2 separate regions of the Homo sapiens genome follow, and region 1 is linked to region 2. A link is an interaction called in ENCODE POLR2A ChIA-PET data of the cell type or tissue named here. Cell type or tissue: A673. All regions are shown on one strand.

Region 1 (5,000 bases), 190 kb after region 2:
TTTTCAAAGTTCCCTGTGTTGTGAACTGAGCTTGGGTGAAGTGAAATCTTTGAGGTAAGGCAACTCTAATGATAAAAATGGAAAGAAAGCCTGTGAAATTTGGGAGCCTTCAGAGATAACATTTTAGAGTCACTGCCTAAATATTGAAATGCCGCCATTTGTTGTTTGGGGGGATGTGGAGCTAAATTGAGAACGGGAGCACACATCTGCCTTGACTGCTAAGTATATCCATCTCTACTGCTCACCCATAATAGAATTTTTATGTGTGCACTCACTAGTCTTGGTTTTATCAACAGTTTAAAGGAGGAAAAAGAGAATGAAGAGACTTCATTTCTTGGTTTTTCCCTTACATGTTTGAGTGTTGTCCCTGGTAGGCCCTAGTTCTTTTTCATTATTATCACTAAAGTGGCTTTTGTTCTTTGTTTCTTTAGAAAGGACAACAGAGAACTGAAAATACATTATTTCCTAGTATGCTAGTAAGAAGCAGAATATTACTATTCCATTTTTATTTTCTGGCAGATGAAGCTTCAGAGTTAGTAAAGAAAATTTCCCTGTGCCATCTAATGAGTGTTACTGAACAAAGGATTTTTGAAGTCTTTCACCCAGATGAGGAACCATTAGATAGCACACCTTGCTCTAACCATTAGATAGCACATCAAGAAAGCAAGGTCAGTTGAGAAATTGATGCTCTTTTGAAAATATCAAGAAAAAAAAAAAAGCAAGGCTGATCAACTGTAGGCAGTTGTATGTGAGTGGTAAGTTTCTGGTGGCCAGTTTATTCAACCAGTTTGCCTCTGGCCTGCTTCTGATGGTCTTATCATTCCTCTTTATGTGACTGTTCTGAGGTTAGTTTGGACCTAAGCACTGTGCTCATTGCTGTCTTTGGCACATGGAAACGTAAGTTTAAAAGCAAGGCTAACAACCCATTTCTTCGGTGAGCCTTTTCTTGCTTCAGGTAGTTTCAGGCTTTGGGGGACCTTAAAAACTGGTTTGCAGGGAGGAGTTTGGAGGATGTGAAACAAGTTTGTGTTTCTTCTGCTCTGTTAGCCACTGCTATCTTCATGGATCTGACACTATTTATCTGACAGTGCACTTAGTACTGCTTCGCCAGGGAAAATTGCACAAAACAAGCCTGGCGCATCAGCACTTTCATTGTGTGCTGGGCTGAGCCTCCCTTCACATGGTCACATCCCCATTTTAATCCAATACTCCCTTTCCCTACCCCTTCCCCAGTCCTGCCTCTTTCTGTGGCACTTATTGCTGGTTTCCCTGAGCTCCTGTTTCCACTTTGTGTTTTTTGTGGGGCCCAGGAAGCTAAAGCTGTGTGTATTTGTGGATCAGACAAGTGCAGCAAGTTAATATCATTGGCTTCTGAAGGGGAGAGTGAGGTGATGGCTGCGTTTAAGTTGGATTTCCTTCCAGAAATGATGGTGGATCATTGCTCTTTGAATTCCAGTCCCGTGTAAGTATTTTTGTTGTCTAATTTTTATCATAAGCAGAGGAACTGGGCTGTTTTCTTTATTTGATGAAATTGGTTCCTTTTTTTAAGAAGGGGAAGAGAAAAATGGGGAAAGAAGCCAAAACAACCTGAATTCTCTCATGCTATTATTTTCAATTGTAGTCTGTCTCATTACTGCTTATTTCCTCAAGGCTTTAAGTTATTTACATAAAGGTGCACTTGATATATGACCAGCAGCATCAGCTCAAGTGTGCTAGCTCCAATTCCTTTAAGCTGTAGTGTTTTCCTATATGATAGATTACAAGGTATTTTTTTTTTAAACTGTAGCATTGTCGCTTTGGGTTGGACATGCAATTTCAAATAATCTTTTGGGAAGGAAGTATTTTATTATTTTAAATTACTGGATTCTTAGTCTCCTATCACAGAGAAGACTGGTAGCTACAGTCAGTGTGTTTAGTATCATCTACAACATTCTGTATTAACATACAAAGTGCAATCCTGGACCTTGATTCCCCCCACCCCCGCCGAGTCTAATTGAAAATACAGCTCAGCACGTGATTTTAGGAACATCAAATTGTCCTTTACCCTCCAAAAAAAGCAAAACTGGATCAATCTTGATTGGCAATTTGCCCAAATAAATTGTGAGAGTGAGAAACCTTGTTAGCTTGCAGTACTGTCCAAGAACTGCTGTTGTACACAGCCAAAATGCTAACCTAACCCTGAGTTGTAGCTGCTAGGAACCTGAATTCTGGACTTTGTAGAGAAGGACACATTTCCAACCCCTGATTTCAGTCACTGTAACCAGGCTTCAGAGTATTTTGGAACCTCCAGCAAATGAGCTTTAGGTTATTCAAAGCCAAGAATATTAAATGGTAGAATATTCTCTAGATAACAAGTGTTAATGCAAGTCTTTGAGGTTAGGCCTCCATGTGCAAATCAGTCTACCCTGGGATTAGATGTAACAGGTGTGGATAATAGTAGATACCAAACAGTTCTTTGTGGAATAGTTGGGGGGCAGGGCTCAAAGTTAGCTCTTTCTCTCTCTGTTTTTGAAACAGGGTCTTGCTTTGTTGCCCAGGCTGGAGTGCAGTGGCACAGTCACAGTTCACTGTAGCCTCAACCTCCTGGGCTCAAGCAGTCCTCTCGCCTCCGCTTCCCAAGTAGCTGGGACCACAGGCATGCACCACCACCTGGCTAATTTTTAAACTTTTTGTAGATATGAGGTCTCCCTGTGTTGCCCAGGCTGGTCTTGAACTCCTGGGCTCAAGCTATCCTGCTGCCTCGGCACCTGGCCTGTCTTACTCTTTTGAAGTGGATCTTATGCCTCCTCTGTAGTCTCCAAAATTACGGTAATTTAAATGTCTTTTTATGAGAGTTCTTTACTACTAAAATTTTATTTTAGCTGTAACAGGTGAAATTAAAGTGAATATCATGATAAAGATTTAATACATAATAAGGATATTTCCATGTCCCAGGATTTATGATCCTTAGAAACAAGGCTGTTGCTCAAATTGTCTTTCATTGTAATACTTCCTGTGCTTTGCCACTGCCTGGTGTTCAACCCAACATTGACACAGCATTCTTCTCAGCCTGCTTTCTAATCTTTTAAGAGATTGGACCCATTCAATATCCCATTAAATCTGGACCATGGACCACTGCATGAAAGTCACCTGGAACTTAAAAATTCAGATGTTTTTATTCTAGAATAGGACCCCCAAGACTCTAGAAACAAGTGTCCAGCATGTTTTTTTGTGCACACTAAAGTTCGAGAGCTAGTGGACTTAACACAGGTCATTCTCAGAGTCAGTCGGGGAATGGATTGTCAACATTTTTTCCAAGTACGTTTGCATCTGTTTTAGTCACCCATCTTCACCAAAACTTTGCAAGGGTGCCTGGGCGTAGGCCATTGCCCCGATTTTAAACATGAGAAACCCAGTTGAGAGAGAGATTGAGGACAAATAGTAATCAGTGTTGGGCCTGAAGTACAAGTTTAAAGGTAAAGGTCTTTTTATTTTTGCCCACTAGACCAGGCTGCCTCTAGTGTCAGTGAACGGTTAGCCAATGTTCTTGATTCTTCATTGATCACTCTTAAGCTTCCACTGGTGCTACTTTGCCTGCATCCTAAGATATGGATATTTTCATGAGTTGTGTCCCAGACTTTTTTCTTTTCATTCTCCCATTGCTTAAGGGGACACTGATGTGCTTCTCTGCTTCTCAGATCTCTGTTCCCCCAAATGTCTTCTGAGGTCTAAGACTTTATTCTAAATACTGCTCATTGATTACTTTTCATCTAGAGACTTCCCCACAAAAAGTAATTCCCATATTGTCTTCACTAGAACCCAAGAGTTGTTAGTTTCTTTCTCTTCCTCTCCTCCTTGGAGTTCAAGTGAACTCCAGATCCTAGTGTATCCTGGCCCAAAATTCCTCAGTATTGGCTGAGACTGGGTGCTAATCTTAGGTACTAGTTTATGCAAGAGCCTTCTGATCTCCATGTTCCCTGCCTTATTTCATCCTCCAGATTATTTTTAGGTATCTTTTAAAAGGACAGATCTGATCATTCACTTAATCTAAAATCTTGGAATAAACTCCAAACCTGTCTATAACATGGAAAGCCCTTCACTGGGTCTCTCTGACCTACCTCTTTATTCTTAGTCAGCTTTCTAGTATGATCTCTTCTCTGTTTCTGTACTCTGCCCACAACTTTCTCAAGTCCTTTTTCTCCCTTCTGATGTTATCCCACTTTTCCCATCTCTCCTCAGTCCTTACCATTTCTTCATCACCCTTAGGCCTCTTTCCTCCATGCCACGTAGCACTTTTTCTAGTTGCCTACTCTATGCAGCTGAAATCTCTGCACACACACCTCCCCCTCCTCCAAATAAAGTAAAATCATATTAGCCACTTCTTTCATAGAACTTTTAAACATTCCTTTATAGGATTTGTAGAGGATTATAGTTGTGCCCTTCTACTTTTTCAGTGACATTGCCTCAAGGGCACATATTGCTCAGTCTTACAGAGCCCTATAGTGTGTAGTATCTGGCACCATAGCAAAAGCTTGGGAATTACAGTTGAATGAATGATATTAAAGATGATTGCAGAGATAAGATCTCCAGATCTTATCTCCATACCTCAGGGAAGAAGGCTGAAAACCTTTAAAAGCATATTGTTAGCTATTCTGTTGTTGGATGGTGACTTTAAATTATTATTGTCTTTATTGTCCTTAGAGATAGCTTTTTCTAGTACCTAACACCCCACATGATAGGAAGATTGACCTTTATCCAAATGAAAATTAACTTTCTCACAGCATAAATGTATTATTCTGTCTTGTTCTCACTAGGGAGCAGCTGGTAAGTAACTCAGGCCAGTGTTTCTGGGCCCTTTTTATTCTCACGCACTTCTGTTCCAGTTTTTCCACAGCACTGTATGTGAGCCAGAGGGACCTTGTATAAGGGTGGGTGGTAGCAGAAGTTTGGAATGCAACAAGTATTTTTGCCTGCTGGGGAGGTGGAGGGATTGGTAAGTATCTGAATTTTTTCTTTTTGTA
Region 2 (5,000 bases):
TAAACTCAGCACTTTGGGAGGCTGAAGAAGGAGGATCGCTTGGGCCCTGGAGTTCAAGAATAGCCTGGGTGACATAGTGGGACCTCATCTCTACAAAAAAATTAAACAATTAGTTGGGTGTGGTGGTGCACTCCTGTGGTCCCAGCTACTCAGGAAGTTGAGGTGGGAGGATCACTTGAGCACAAAAGGTAGAGGCTGCAGTGAACTGTGATTCACGCTGCTGCATTCCAGCCTGGGTGATAGAGTGAGACCCTGTCTCAAACAAAGAAAACATAGGGATAAATCAAAACATAGGGATAAATCTTCATGACCTTGGATGTGGCAGTGGATTCTAGATATGACACCAAAAGCATAATTCATTTAAAAAAAAATTGATGTTGGATGGCCAGGCGTGGTGGCTCACACCTGTAATCCCAGCACTTTGGGAGGCTGAGACGGGCAGATCACAAGGTCAGGAGATCGAGACCATCCTGGCTAACACGGTGAAACTCCGTCTCTACTAAATATACAAAAAAATTAGCCAGGCGTGGTGGTGGGCGCCTGTAGTCCCAGCTACTCGGGAGGCTGAGGCAGGACAATGGCATGAACCTGGGAGGCGGAGCTTGCAGTGAGCCAAGATCGTGTCACTGCACTCCAGCCTGGGTGACAGAGTGAGACTCTGTCCCAAAAAAAAAAAAAAAAAAAAAAAAAGATTAAAAGTCTCTGCAAAGATAGTTGAAAATTAGAAATTTCATTGTTGGTCTAGAATAGTGTTGACCACTTAGAGGGGCCACTTAAGTATTTGCTGAATGAGTGGATTCTGAGTAGAACCTAGCCTAAATATATCTTTTCTCTGCAGTGCCTATAGAAGGTTCCTATTTTACCAGTTCCAGAGTGGGAGGCAAACGAGGAATTGTCAAGGAACTTGCTGTCACGTTGCAAGGACCAGAAGATAATACTCTACTGTTTGAATCAAGGTTTGAGAGTGGGAATCTGCAAAAAGCTGTCAGAGTGTGAGTAACAATTTCTCAAAGGGATGATAATTGGAGTGACTAGAAGGTGTCTTCAGTAATGATATTAGGAATCAGAAGTACTTGCAAAAAAGAAAGAGGTGATGGGGAATAGTTATGGGTATGAAGAAAAATGGAGTAATTATTACTCATTTTTTCCCCAAAATAAAATGTTTTCTAAATTGTTTACTTTGCTTATAGAAGAAATTAGAGCTCACCTAAAATTTGTATTAGTAAAAATATGTAACATAAAAAGTCCTATAGTCATACTTCCTAGATGCAGCAAATATTAAGTTTAGTGTATATGCCTTAATATTTTTCTGTGTGTGTATATGTAATATGCACAAATTATATATATATATATATATATATATATTTTTTTTTTTTTTTTTTTTCTTGAGATGGAGTCTCTCTCTGTTGCCCAGGCTGGAGTGCAGTGACATGATCTTGGCTCACTGCAAGCTCCGCCTCCCAGGTTCATGCCATTCTCCTGCCTCAGCCTCCTGAGTAGCTAGGACTACAGGCGCCTGCCACCATGCCTGGCTAATTTTTTTGTATTTTTAGTAGAGACGGGATTTCACCATGTTAGCCAGGATGGTCTCGATCTCCTGATTTCGCGATCTGCCCGTCTCGGCCTCCCAAAGTGCAGGGATTACAGGCATGAGCCACTGTGCCCGGCCATTTATATATTTTTAAAATAAAAATTGATTAATGGTGTATGTACATATTGTTTTGCAAATTGGCAAATTTTTTTTCCACTTCATAAATTTCAGGTGTTTTTCTATGGCAGTACCATAGATATACTTCCTTATTGTTTTTGTTTGTTTGTTTGTTTTTTCCTCAAGATGGAGTCTTGCTCTGTTGCTCAGGCTGGAGAGCAATGGCACGATCTCAGCTCACTGCAACCTACACCTCGTGGGTTCAAGTGATTCTCTTGCTTCAGCCTCCTGAGTAGCTGGGATTACAGGCACCCGCCACCACACCTGGCTAATTTTTTTTTTTTTTTGTATATTTAGTAGAGATGGGGTTTCACCATGTTGGCCAGGCTGGTCTTGAACTCCTGACCTCAGGTAATCAGCCCGCCTCAGCCTCCCAAAGTGCTGGGATTACAGAGAATAAATGATTAAGGTAGCAGATTTTTCTGTTGTAATAAGACCTGTTTTTACCAGGAGAAAACAACATTTTCCCAATTTGTTTTTTAAGGCAGGGTGTAAGCTTACAGAGTTGTTCTATTTTCTCCATTACAGAGACACCTATGAGTATGAACTCACCTTGCGAACTGACCTCTACACTAACAAACACACTCAGTGGTTTTATTTTCGTGTTCAGAACACCAGAAAAGATGCTACCTATCGCTTCACCATTGTCAACTTGCTAAAACCCAAGAGTCTTTATACTGTAGGGATGAAGCCACTCTTGTACTCCCAATTGGATGCCAACACCCGCAATATTGGCTGGAGGAGAGAAGGAAATGAAATCAAGTACTACAAGAACAACACGGATGATGGGCAGCAGCCCTTCTACTGTCTCACGTGGACCATTCAGTTTCCATATGACCAGGACACTTGCTTCTTTGCACACTTCTACCCATATACATACACTGATTTGCAATGCTACCTCCTGTCAGTGGCAAACAACCCTATCCAGTCTCAGTTCTGCAAGCTCCAAACTTTATGCAGGAGCCTAGCAGGAAATACCGTTTACTTGCTCACCATCACCAACCCATCCCAGACCCCTCAAGAGGCAGCTGCAAAGAAAGCTGTGGTCTTGAGTGCCAGAGTTCACCCTGGAGAAAGTAATGGCTCCTGGGTTATGAAAGGCTTTTTGGACTTCATCCTTAGCAACTCCCCAGATGCCCAGCTCCTCAGAGATATTTTTGTCTTCAAGGTGCTTCCCATGTTAAATCCAGATGGTGTGATTGTGGGGAATTATCGGTGTTCCTTGGCCGGAAGGGATTTGAACAGGCATTATAAAACCATTCTGAAGGAGTCTTTCCCTTGTATTTGGTACACCAGGAACATGATCAAAAGGTGAGACTTTTTATCTGTTGATCTTTCTGTGACTGCTATGAGTCCTAGCACCAGATATCCCTACCTGATGGGGTATGAGGTCTCTTCTGTTGTTAAAGGAATTGAGTATGACTTTGGAGACAGAGCCCTTACCAGTCTCTTTGTAGTCAAGTGACTTTGTTAATTTTCAGACTTTTAAATCATGTCTTGTCTTTGGGTTGAAACTGGACATGCAACATTTCAGCAAGAGTCATTTCACTTGTAAGTGAAATAATTGAATGGAAAAGGTCAGAGTTCAGGGGAGTTCATAGGTCTTCATGATGAGACTTGTATCATAATAATAGTAGCTAACAATTAGTAAATGTGTATGCATGAAGTGGCAAGCTGTATGGTAGGTGCATTACACACATGACTCATTTAATCTTCACATTAACATTATGAGGTAGGCACAGTCAATATCGCATGTTGTATGATACAGAAATTGAGAACCTAGGCCAGGCGTGGTGGCTCACGGCTGTAATCCCAGCACTTTGGGAGGCTGAAGTGGGCGGATTACCTGGGGTCAGGAGTTCAAGACCAACCTGGCCAACATGGCGAAACCCAGTCTCTGCTAAAGATACAAAAATTAGCCAGGCGTGCTGGTGGGTGCCTGTAATCCCAGCTACTGAAGAGGCTGAGGCAGGAGAATCGCTTGAACCAAAGAGGTAGAGATTGCAGTGAGCCAAGAGCGTGCCACTGCACTCTAGCCTGGGTGGCAGAGTGAGACTCCATCTCAAAAAAAAAAAAAAAAAAAATTGAGAAGTGGGTAGGTTAAGTAACTTGCCTAAGGTCATAAAGCTATTAAGTGACAAAGTAGATATTTAAATACAGGCTCTCTCTCTGGTTCCAGAGTCTAAATTCCTTTTACGATCTTATATTGCCTATCACAAAGAAAGAATCATAACATCAGTCAGCAGTTTTCAAGCCTGTATAAAAGCATTGAAGGCTATAATGTAATAGCACCCACCTTAAAGGAATTTTCATGCCATTGGAAATGAAAATACAGCATATAAGAATATGTGGGCTGGGCTCAGTGGCTGACACCTGTAATCCCAGCACTTTGGGAGGCTGAGGCAGGCAGATCACCTGAGGTCAGGAGTTTGAGACCAGCCTGGCCAACATGGTGAAACCTCGTCTCTACTAAAAATAGAAAAATTAGCCGGGCATGATGGTGGGTGCCTGTAATCCCAGCTACTCAGGAGGCCGAGTCAGGAGAATCACTTGAACCTGGGAGGCAGAGGTTGCAATGAGCTGAGATGGCACCATGGCAGGCATAGCTAAAGAGCATATGTTTCAGAGTCAGACAGGCCTGAGTTTGAGACCTGTTTTTACTGCTGGCTGGTTCTGTGACCTTGGCTAAGTGATTTAATGTGTCTGAGCTTCAGCTTTCTCATCTGTAGAGTGGAAAAATAATACCTGCCTTGGGTGGTTACTGTGAGGATTGAGATAATCACATGATCTATTTACTATAGTACCCAGCATATTATAAATGTGTAGCATTGTTGTTATTATACTCATCATGGGGAAAGTGAACATATTTGGAAAGCTGGAATAGGTGTCCTGGGTGATCATGAGACAAAGAAGAGCTGAGCCTTGTAGGAACTGGCCCTCGAAAGTCAGGAATCAAGGCTTTCTTTGGTTCTTTTTCTTTCCTGCAACTGCCCACTCTCTGCCTCCCTCTCTTTCTTCACAGGTCTGCACCATGGTGAGCTTTTTCTCAATAGGCTTTTTTGCACTTCCTTGTCAACTTACGCAAGGCTACCCACCACCCCTTTCCAAATCAGAACTTTTCCATTTCTGGTCAGGCACAGTGACTCATGCCTGTAATCCCAGCACTTTGAGAGGCCGAGGCAGGAGGATCACTTGAGCCCAGGAGTTGGAGACCAGCCTGAGCAACACAGTGAGACCCCGTGTATTAGGTTGTATTTGCATTGCTATAAAGAAATATCTGGCCAGGCGTGGT

The links. ChIA-PET counts read pairs that join two places held together with the same protein. Peaks named below come from ENCODE experiments on the same cell type or tissue, not always from the same donor. Only the 100,000 strongest peaks of a DNase experiment are listed, where the experiment ranks them.
Region 1: POLR2A ChIA-PET joins it to region 2 with 7 read pairs; 2 of 35 experiments call an interaction of 5 or more read pairs at or near these places.

The regions. Positions count from the first base shown.
Region 1 is chr11:47,495,915-47,500,914 of GRCh38, reverse strand. It overlaps CELF1 (CUGBP Elav-like family member 1), which reads left to right. Exons shown (of 15, transcript NM_001376376.1): 2 at 1-54; 3 at 1,311-1,462. The coding sequence starts at 1,392. Among named protein-coding and RNA genes, the nearest start is that of RAPSN, 49 kb to the right of the region's middle. In A673, no CTCF peak of the experiment used is centred here; no DNase peak of the experiment used is centred here; H3K27ac peaks cover 3,857 bases.
Region 2 is chr11:47,688,095-47,693,094 of GRCh38, reverse strand. It overlaps AGBL2 (AGBL carboxypeptidase 2), which reads left to right. Exons shown (of 19, transcript NM_024783.4): 9 at 839-992; 10 at 2,237-3,019. Among named protein-coding and RNA genes, the nearest start is that of AGBL2, 25 kb to the left of the region's middle. In A673, no CTCF peak of the experiment used is centred here; no DNase peak of the experiment used is centred here.